Linked DNA regions of Homo sapiens: region 2 is linked to region 1. The links are chromatin contacts, found by Hi-C or POLR2A ChIA-PET in ENCODE. All regions are on one chromosome and are shown on one strand. Each heading gives the region's core, a stretch centred on a gene start or an enhancer-like site at or near the end of the contact. The rest is flanking DNA. Distances are from core to core; before and after follow the strand shown. Region 1 holds the start of PIGX (phosphatidylinositol glycan anchor biosynthesis class X). Region 2 holds the start of PIGZ (phosphatidylinositol glycan anchor biosynthesis class Z (Gwada blood group)).

Region 1 (5,090 bases), core at 1,582-4,081:
ATTGTATTTGCTTTGGAGAAGCATATGATCTTTTCCTGAATAAACAAATCCCCAAATTCCATATGTATCTTGTACCAATCCAGATTTTTATTTGTTCTTTTTTTATTTTTATTTATTTATTTATTTATTTTTTGAGACGGAGTCTCACTCTGTTGCCAGGCTGCACTGCAGTTGCACGATCTTGGCTCACTGCAACCTCTGCCTCCCAGGTTCAAGCAATTCTCCTGCCTCAGCCTCCAGAGTAGCTGGGACTACAGGCACGCGCCACTACGCCCGGCTAATTCTTGTATTTTTAGTAGAGATGGAGTTTCACCACGTTGGCCAGGCTGGTCTCGATCTCCTGACCTGGTGATCTGCCCACCCTGGCCTTCCAAAATGCTGGGATTACAGGCATGGGCCACAGCGCCCAGCCGAGCAAGGCTCTGCCTCTTAAAAAAAAGAACAAATAGCCTGGGTGCAGTGACTCATGCCTGTAATCCCAGCACTTTGGGAGGGGGAGGCAGGCAGATCACAAGGTCAACAGTTTAAGACCAACCTGGCCAACATGGTGAAACCCCGTCTTTACTAAAATACAAAAAATTAGCCGGGCGTCGTGGTGTGCACCTGTAGTTCCCGCTACTTGGGAGGCTGAGGCAGGAGAATCGCTTGAACCTGGGAGGTGAAGGTTGCAATAAGCCGAGATTGCGCCACTGCACTAGCCTGGCAAGAGAGCAAGACTCCGTCTCAAAAAAAAAAAAAAAAAAAGAGACAGGGCCTTACTCTGTCACACAAGCTGGAATGCAGTGGCATGATCACAGCTCACTGCAGCCTTGAACTTCTGAGCTCAAGCAATCCTCCCACATCGGCCTCCCAAGTAGCTAGGATTATAGGCCCACGCCACCACACCTGGCTACTTTTAAATTTTTTTGCAGAGACAGGGTCTTGCTATGTTTTCCAGGCTGGTCTTGAACTCTTGGCCTCAAGCAATCCTTCCACCTCAGCCTCCCAATGTGTTAGAATTTCAGGTGTGAGCCACTGTGCCCAGCACAAATCCAGATCTTTCTTCATCCTGTTTAATTTTAATGGGGGTAGGGTGGGAAGTGAGGACTGCTATCCAACTATAAATTAAATTAGAAGAAAAATTATGAACAGGCTTAAATTCTACTGGTATGTACACCAGACAGCAGTTGATCATTGGGACCGGAGAAAGGCTAATTTACAAATAGTACAGCAAATACTAGAATGTCATGATTTTAAAGGCAAAAGTACCATTTTTAAAACGAATTTGTTGAATGTGAATTTACCTTCAACATTTTTCCTCTTAACTATTACTTTGGTAGTGGTGAACTGGCTCTGGAAATTGACTTCTTTTTCCTTTTTTTTTTTTTTTTTGAGACAGAGTCTCCCTCTGTCACCCAGGCTGGAGTGCAATGGCGCGATCTCGGCTCACTGCAACCTCCGCCTCCCTAGTTCAAGCGATTCTCCTGCCTTAGCCCCCTGAGTAGCTGGGACTACAGGGGCACGCCATCACGCCCCGCTAATTTTGACCCCTTTTCAATTATAAAATGCTAACGTTGGAAGCCTCTACAGATTACCAAATCCAACTGTTTAAAAATTCTTCTGGCCGAGCATGGTAGTTCACACCTGTAATCCTGGCACTTTGGGAGGCTGAGGAGGGTGGACCACCTGAGGTCAGGAGTTCAAGACCAGCTTGACCAATACGGCGAAACCCCGTCTCTACTAAAAATACAAAAAATTAGCTGGGCATGGTGGCGGGCACCTGTAATAATCCCAGCTACTTGGGAGGCTGAAGCAGAAGAATTGCTTGAACTTGGGAAAGGCGGAGGTTGCAGTGAGCCGAGATCGCGCCATTGCACTCCAGCCTGGCAACAGAGTGAGACTCCATCTCAAAAAAAAAATCTTCTTGGCCTCATAATCCTTTGTTTAGATAAACTTGAAAACCCAATATGTAAACACACAAGCAGAACTGCACTGATTGACAGATACTAAACGGATCTAAATGATACCAAGGATGACAGAAACATCCTCATTTTACAGATGGAGAAACTTGTAGGGTTTGTGCTTTCCTCCCATCAAACCTTACCCTTTATTGTAATTATTCCCGCACTTGCCCGTCTCAGTAGTACAAGCAGTTTGCCAACTACTACTTGCACGAACAACTAGCAGTTTGCCACGGAGTCCTACATTCAGTTTGGGGATTCTCAGGCCTCACAGGGCGCTAAGGCCTTGCCTGGCCCCTTGGTGATCAGAAGCTTCGTGCAGCTCAAGAGCATCCCAAGACGCTTGACGGCTGACTTTCCTTCTCAGAACTTTAGTAACAGGGCGGCCAGTCCAGCCTGGGAACCGCAGGGCCCGAGCCCGACTCTCCCGGAGACCCGGGATCCGCCGCAGAGCAAAGCGCACGGGAGGGAAGGAGGGCACACGGCTCTAGTGTCTGACCTCCTCCGGCTCGCCCTACTGATCTAGGTCCCGCGCCGGGTCCCCACATCCCCGCAACCCGCCGAGAGGCCCGGGAGCCGGGACCGCTCCCACGCTCTGGCCCCCCAAGCCCCGCCCCCCTTACCGGCGTCAGAGCGCGCGGCGGTGAAGGCCGCGGCGGGCCCGCGCGTGAGCCCGGTCGCCGCCCCGAGGAGCAGCCAGGCGGCCGCCCGAACCGCCGCCACCCGAGCCGCCAGGACGCCGGAAGCCGGACGCCCGAGAGGGGCGCGCGGGGCCAGGTGCGGACGCAGGAAGGGGCCTGGCCGCCCGCAGCTCCTACCGCGCGCTGCCCCAGATTTATCGGCTGGGACCGAGTGCTGGGTGCGCGCGCCTAGCGCCCGCGGTTCCCAGCTGCCTGCAGCCCCGGCCCCCAAGGGTTCCCGCGCGGCGTGGGGCGGTCGTCCCCGCCCAGCTGTTCCTTGCTCCGCCCACCCGGGGGCGGGCGAGGAGCTGCGCACGCGCGGGGACGCGCGCCCGGCCTGTCGCTGTGGAAACCGCTAGGCCAGCGCTCGCCGGGACCTGGAATCCCTGTACGCCGAGGTGGGAGCCGGTGGACCGGTCCCCCAGCCGGCCCCCACCTCCGCTTCCCGGTGTTTGAGGGTTCGGGCCTCCCGCCGGGGAGTTCACCCCTCGGGCTCGTCAGTAGGGCTGTGGCTGTCGCCTCTTCCTGCAGCGCCAGGCTCCGCCCGGTCTCACAGTCGGCTTAGGGGCTTTGCGTGCACTGCGGTTGGGTGGAAAAACCCACTCCTGGTTGTTTAGACGTTGGCCTGCAGACGATGTCATTTCTGTATTCCTCTAAGGGTAAGAAAGCCAGCCTTGCACTAGTGGAGACGTGAGTAGGGAGAGAATCGTCTACTCTTTGGGGACATTCGTACCCTTAGGTGCTGTGGGGCTTCCTAACAAGATTGTGGGCAGTTACTGATCTCTGGGGAGAGGAGTATTCGTGTCCAGGAAGAATAATTGGATAAACGTGCCGTCCTTCTTCCTAAACAGAGTGGAATCTGTAAGCAGGCCAAGAGAGCATCCAGGCGGCTTGGAGTGGAATAGAGGGCTCTAGAGCGGGTGTCTCAAAGAGGAAACAGAGTGTATGTCAAAACATACTATCCAAAACTGAAAATAGCCGGGCAGGTGGCTCACGCCTATAGCCCCAGCACTTTGGGCGAATCACCTGAGGTCAGGAGTTCGAGACCAGCCTGGCCAAGATGGCGAAACCCCGTCTCTACTGAAAATACAAAGATTAGCTGGGCATGGTGGTAGGCACCTGTAATTCCAGCTACTCGGGAGGCTGAGGCACGAGAATCGCTTGAACCCAGGAGGCGGAGGTTGCAGCGAGGGGAGATCACGCCACTGCACTGCAGCCTAGGCGACAGAGGGAGACTCTGTTTCAAAAGAAAAAAAAAAACTGAAAATGGTAGTATAAGCATGTTTCTTAAGAAATGGAGAGAGAAATTTTGGAAGATATGCCTTTTAAAATTCAGTCTGGCTCCCTATGAAGAGGAGTAGGGCCAAGGACGATAGTTTGTTGTTATAAGCCTCATAGAATTATTTTATATTCCAAATACAAACATTACTTTAGCAAAAATTAAAGTTAAATTTTAAAAAGAGTCTAGTAAAAAAAAAACTACATTATTTGAGTACCAACTGCATACATCTTTGACGAGTACAGCCATTGCTTCAGTGTGTGGAGTTTATATGTGCCCCGTAGGTTGTAGTTTACTAACATCAAATTTTAGTTAGGTGAATTGGGAATAGTATTCGTTAAAAAAAAAAAAAAAGCAAGAAAAGAGAAGGAAAAGAAGGAGAAATGGTGTGAGCTCATTGCATCAGATTAGAGGTAGAGCACAGTAATTTTTTAAAGTAGTTTTTTTTTTTTTTTTTTTTTTTTTTAAGAATAGGCGTATCATGCTTTGGAGAGGCTGTTGTGCAGTGGCACCATCTCAACTCACTGCAGCCCCAAACTCCTGGGTTCAGGCGATTCTCCCACCTTGGCCTTTGGTGTGGCTGGGACTACAGGTGCATGCTGCCATGCCTGGCCAATTTTTAAATTTTTTGTAGAGACATGCATGGTCTCGCTGTGTTGCCCAGGCTGGTCTCAAACTCCTGGCCTCAAGGTATCTCCTCTCCTTGGCCTCCCAAAGTGTTGGGATTACAGGCCTGAGCCACCACACCTGCCTCCATCTTTTTGAGATGGAGTCTTGCTCTTGTCACCCATGCTGGAGTGCAGTGGTACCATCTCAGCTCACTGCAACCTCCGCCTCCCAGGTTCAAGTGATTCTCCTGCCTTGGCCTCTCGAGTAGCTGGGATTACAGGCACCTGCCACTATGTCCAGCTAATTTTTGTATTTTTAGTACAGACGTGGTTTTCACCATGTTGGCCAGGCTGGTCTCGAACTCCTGACCTCAAATGATCTGCCCACCTTGACCTCCCAAAGTGCTGGCTGGGGTGAGCCACTGTGCCTGGGCTTATATGTGATTAATTTTCTAAGAGTAAAAATTCTCATGCCCAACAATAAGTGGTGAATAATATGATTATAGTACATCCATAAAATAAAACATTTAGCAGTCATATAAAATGTTACATTGTAGTAAAACATTTGATGACAAAATAATAA
Region 2 (5,056 bases), core at 1,310-3,809, 260 kb before region 1:
TGTGGGATGTATACATACAACCAACTAGACTCACCCCACTGACGCCCACACCCTGCATGGACTATGCAGATATGTCTCAGTGACCACCCCTAAGTCACAAGGTGGCCCCACAGGACTCCAGTTCGCTCCTCTAGGTGAACCAATTAGAGCTCCCCTTGGGAAAACTGCTTGAGTAATGCCCTGCACTCCAATAAAAGCCTCAGCCCACAGGTCCGTCTCTCTCTGGCTCCCCCCACCCCCACAACGATTGTGTACAGTGTCCCCAAGACATTCCCGACGGCCCTCAGTGTGCCCTCTTCCCCTGTGGATCTGTAAGTAATAGGACCACTTCTGTTAGTTCCTGTGTTTCGTTGTGTTGCCTGCTCTGTGTCATGCCTGACTGAGACGCTCAAACGTAACGTTTTCCCTGGTCAGGGCTTTCCCTAGAGAGCAGCTATCTTGGTAGGAATAAACTAGATACAGGTCAGACAAGAAGCACAAGGAGATCTGCCAGGATAAATATGTCTCCTGGGAGAGGGACACCCGGTCACAGGTCAGCCAGGATACAGAGGTGCCCCATGAAAGGCCCACGGCAAACACCCACGCCCAAATCCCAGGAGCCCTGTCAGGGCAGAGTTGGCCTTTACAGTGGCTCTCCAGGGAGGTCTCAAGACCAAGGTAGAGGAAAATACAACACACACACGCCACACGGGCGACGCTCAGCTGCATGGTGCCAAGCGAAGAAAGCCAGGCACAAAAGACCACACGGTGAATGGTTCTCCTTGCATGCAATTGCGAGAGAGGCAAAGGGCAGTGACAGAAATCAGAGGAGCAGTTGTCTGGAACCAGGGCGGAGGGGAGGTGAGGGGTTAGCTGCAGAGGGGCAGGAGGGTACTTTTGGGAGGAGAGGACTTCTTGAACTCGGGGGGAGACTAGCCTGGTGGTTTCGCGTGTCAGAAGTCATGGAACTGAGCCGGGCATGGTGGCGGGGCCTGTGGTCCCAGCTGCTCGGGAGGCTGAGGCAGGAGGATCGCTGGAGCCTAGAAGTTCAAGGCTGCGGTGAGCCGAGATCGTGCCACCGCACTCCAGCCTGGGCGACAGAGACCCTGTATCTAAAAAATAAAGGAAAAAATTCATGGAACTGTATACTTCCATGTACTGTACTTAAATTTCCTGGTATTTATCGTATGTATAGAATACCTCACATCTTAATAAAGTCGTCGTTTTTAGTGTGAGGGGTGCTATGGGGCACGGAGGGCGATCCGGCTGCCGACCCTCGGCGGCGGCGCGGGAGTGCGAGGCCGGCGGGGAGGTCGGGTCCTGCGGCCTCGCCGGGGCCCCTGCAGCGCTCTCCCGCCAGGGGGCAGCGTCGGGCCGGCGGCGCGGGCGGGAAGCTCCAGCGGCCGGGACGCGGTGGTGCCGTCTTCCCCCTGCGGTGAGGGACCGCGTCGCGCCACCCCGCTCTCAGCGCAGCCCGCAGCGGCGAGGCCACCGGGTGGGACACGGGTGCCCGCGCGTCGCGCCGCAGCTCGCGGGGACCTGGCGCCCCGTCCCGGGAGGGGATCTGGCCCCCGGGCGCCGGCTCTCCGTCCACGCGGCGTCCTCCCTGCAGCCCGCTAGGGCCGCTCGCCCGTCGCCGCCTGCGGAACGCGGAGGGGCAGCACGGCCACGCCCGGCCACTCGAACCTGCTCCCCGGCGCCGCGTGACCGTGTCAGGTCCCCGTCGGCCTCGCCGTGCCGACCCCGGGCGCCTCCACAGTGGCTCGGAGGCCGCTGCTGCCCGGATGCCCGGGTTCCACGAGGCTCTCCCAGCCCGACAAGCCCGCCGATCCCACGGGCACGGGCGGAGGAGAGGGAACCGCCGCGCCCGCCCCGCGCGCCGTCGCCGACCCCGGTGGGTCGCGCTTCCCCGCGCACGCCGCGCTCTGGCGCGGGGAGAGGCCCCTCGGGGTCCGCCCGGGTCAGCGTCCCGCGGGGGTGGCGGCCGTTCGCTCAGCCTCCTCTCGACTTCCCTTTCCTGTCAGGGCTGCTGGGGCTGACAGGCTCCCGGGCAACCACGCCGGGGAACCCCTCACGCCCGCCGATCGCTGCGGGGCTCAGCAGCCGCCCCGTGCGCTGAGTCCCCTGTCATGAGTGACTCCATTGCGAGGCGTTTCGGGCCACGAAGCAGGACCGGGGGCCGCACTCCGGGTCCCCGCCCTGCCCTCGCCGACCTCCCGCGCGTGGAAGGGGGACGGCGGCGGCGGAGCTCCCCGCCACGGAGAACCCCGAAATGGTCATTTCGAACGAGAGGAGTGTGGCCTGGGGTGTCTGGTTTAACAGCCCCCCGCGCCGAAAGGCTGTTCGCCGAGGAGGGGCCGCCGGGGAGGGAGCCCGAGCGCGGCGGGGCGAGACCGGTCCCCGCCCGGCGTTGCCCGGCCCGAGGGACGGCGGCGCCCCCAGGACCCTCCCCAGCGCGGCCCCAGCTCGCTCCGGGACCGCGGGGCCAGGCCGGGCGGGAGCGCGGGGACGTACACGGCGGCCCCGCCCGCGCGCTCCTCCTCCCTCCCGGCCCGCCCTGCGCCGGCGGCGGCGGCCCCAGTCTCCGCGCTGCTGAGGCGCGCCCGGCCGCTCCCACGGCCTCCCCTCCGCCCTGCGGTCCCGCCGCCTCCGGGGCCTCCTGGGACCCTGGCCCTCGCCGGGCAGGACGCCGCCAGCGCTGAAGGCGCAGCCCGGAGGCCGCGCGGGTGAGTCGGTGCGCAGCCCCAGCGGCTCCAGAGGAGCGGGTGCGGGGAGGGCGAGCGGACCAAGTCGGCCGCGTTCCCACCTTGCGCGCAGCCGGGAGACCAGCAGGCCCAGCCTCTAGGGAGGAGGGCAGGGGAGCTGGGGGCCGCCCCCCGCATTCTCGCAGGCACCTGTCCCTAGGCCGGGGTCCGCTGGCTCGAAGCACTGACCCGCCCCGGACCTAGGGGGACGGAGGCAGCGGTGACATTTGCCCAGGAAGGGCGGCAGTGGGTAAACTCCACTCCAGGGCACGGGTCTGGGCGCAGGTTGAGGCCTGGGGTTGAATCTGCTTCTGCTAGAGGCCAGTGTTCTCAGGGAGGCCCATAACCCGACTGGGTCTCAGTTCCCCCTGGTATGAAACAGCAACAGGGCAAGAGGAGGAAACCATGCCACGCTGCAAAGCTCTGAGCACGAAGCCGAGAAGAATCTCGGCTCCCGGCCTCGGGGGCTGCACTTCGGGCCAGGCCTGCACTCCCAGGATAAGAGGATGGCCTCCTGCCCCAGGGGTGGCATGGGGGCGCGCAAAAAGCAAAGGTGACCCTGCCAGGGAGCACCCAGCGCTCCGGTTGGTGGTCATGGGGTCTTTGCGTGGGACTCACAGTGTGGCCGGGAAAGTTCTGTAATGAGGACATTTCTCATCATTCCTTCTTCTCAAAAGTCATTCGTCAGCCCCAGACACCTTTGCCTCGGAAAACTGAGAACTACTTTCAAAATCGTCAACACCCCCATCTCCTGCTACAGAGCGGAGTCCCCACTTTGCAGAGGCGCACTGCAAGGTCGCGGGTGGTTAAATGGTGCGCCCTCCTTGATGAAGATGCCTTGTTCTCTTTCACTCTCTATGTGTGTTTAATGTTGTGTGTTGCGTTCTCTGTGAAGCGAAGGATAAACACGGGCCCTTTCAGGCAACCGAAGGAAGAAGGCGGCCAGCATCAGATCTTCCCGTGCTTCAAGGTGGAGCACCCTGCAGGGCTTACTGCAGCGCTCAGGGTCAAAGTGAGGATGCAGTGCGGCACCAAAAGGCAAATGGACTCTGGAGAGCCACTCTCACCTTGTACCCCTGGAGTAGACCCCGAGGACTGGAGGACTGGAACAAGATCTTAGTCCTGAGGGCGGGAGAAGCAGCCTTTGGTGGTTGCACAGGGGCCCGGCTTTTCCCGAAGTCTTAAAGCCTGCTCCAAATGCCAGATTCAGACAAAGGGGCCGAACCTTGGGCCCGCCGCCTTCTCCCATAAGCGGCAACCCAGCAGCTTTGCCAGGAAGTTTACATGTGAAGGTACGGACCTTTCTTGGAATGAGCCACACCTGATGGCCCTGCCACTCCGGACGGCGCTCGTTCACGGCTGTCCCTGGAGCAGACACGGTTCTGCGCACACACCTGGGCGCCGGAGAAACAGGGCACCCAAAGCGGGCCCAGGCCCTCGGACTCAGCGAGCTGGACACGTGTCCCCATCACCCGCGGCTGGCGGGAGCAGTGTTTCTACTCCCTTCCCTCCCCTCCTCCCGCCCCGCAGATGTGCTGTCTTTCCCGGCCTCCCCCCGCGCCCAGCACAGTGGTTTCTGCTTGGCTGTTCCCCTGTCTCTGAGATGGTCTCTCCCTGCTGCTTGCCCTACACATTCTCCCACACAGGCGCGCGGGATGCCCCTGTCGGCGTGGTTGTCAATGCCTGCTCCCCTGCCCCCCAGTCCAATCTCCACGACTCTGGGCCCTGTCGCTTCATCCTAAAGCCTTCCGCTCACGAGCCCTCCCGACGACCGACCCCCAGGAGGCTACTGGAGATGCAGGATTTGGACCCGTGCTGGACCCGCACCCGGACAGATCCCTCTGAATGAATGAATGAATTAATGAGCAGGCTGCATCCTGATTAGGTTAAGGTGGGTGGTTGCCATGCTTGGCGTTGGCTCTGTCCCCTGGGATAAAAGGCGAGAGGCAGCCACATGGACAGCTCCTCCAGTGGGGTCTCAGACTGGAGAGACGCCAGCGGGCGGGGGTCGTTCCCTGGAGCTCCCGCATTTGTTATGGTCGATGCCCCACTACGTTGTCACCTTCTCCGGAGGACCTCCTGCTCTGTCCTTGACAGATGGGCCCCAGTGGGCCCACCCAGGCTGGAGATGAATCTCAAAGGGACTCCATGCCTGGGAGACCTCAGCCAAGCAGGGCAGAGAAATAATCAGACAACAGTCAGCGCATGGCGCCTGCAGAGTTTTGCACAGGGTCCTTCAGAAGGAGGGTTAGGGAAGACTTCTTGGGGGTTAGGGCAGTTAAGCAAGATGGATAAAGAAAGCAACCACTTATGTCTGCATATTTTCTTCATTT

The links. Hi-C counts contacts between places; a loop is a spot of excess contacts on that map. ChIA-PET counts read pairs that join two places held with the same protein, here RNA polymerase II (POLR2A). Pooled maps may share reads with other maps.
Region 2: a loop to region 1 is called in a map of B cell, with 26 times the contacts of the local background. The contact joins the promoter of PIGZ here to the promoter of PIGX in region 1. A Hi-C loop is called at or near these places in 3 of 168 maps with a recorded cell type or tissue (B cell, OCI-LY7 and chondrocyte), 12 of 37 single-sample maps with no recorded cell type and 14 of 50 pooled maps. POLR2A ChIA-PET finds 5 or more read pairs at or near these places in 2 of 52 experiments (WTC11 and activated CD4-positive, alpha-beta T cell).

Annotation. Positions count from the first base shown.
Region 1 is chr3:196,710,118-196,715,207 of GRCh38, reverse strand. It overlaps PIGX (phosphatidylinositol glycan anchor biosynthesis class X), which reads right to left and starts at 2,831. Exons shown (of 6, transcript NM_017861.4): 1 at 2,564-2,831. The coding sequence starts at 2,675. CEP19 (centrosomal protein 19) reads left to right here and starts at 2,958. Exons shown (of 3, transcript NM_032898.5): 1 at 2,958-3,279. RefSeq lists silencers at 2,432-3,061, 2,896-3,208.
Region 2 is chr3:196,966,336-196,971,391 of GRCh38, reverse strand. It overlaps PIGZ (phosphatidylinositol glycan anchor biosynthesis class Z (Gwada blood group)), which reads left to right and starts at 2,559. Exons shown (of 3, transcript NM_025163.4): 1 at 2,559-2,705. LOC124906255 (collagen alpha-1(I) chain-like) reads right to left here and starts at 2,259. Exons shown (of 3, transcript XM_047449439.1): 1 at 2,143-2,259; 2 at 1,180-1,996; 3 at 1-1,091. The coding sequence starts at 2,259. The coding sequence ends at 1,181. RefSeq lists silencers at 1,220-1,439, 1,450-1,769, 1,880-1,939, 2,050-2,109, 2,120-2,329 and 1 more and enhancers at 1,375-1,910, 1,911-2,446, 2,447-2,982.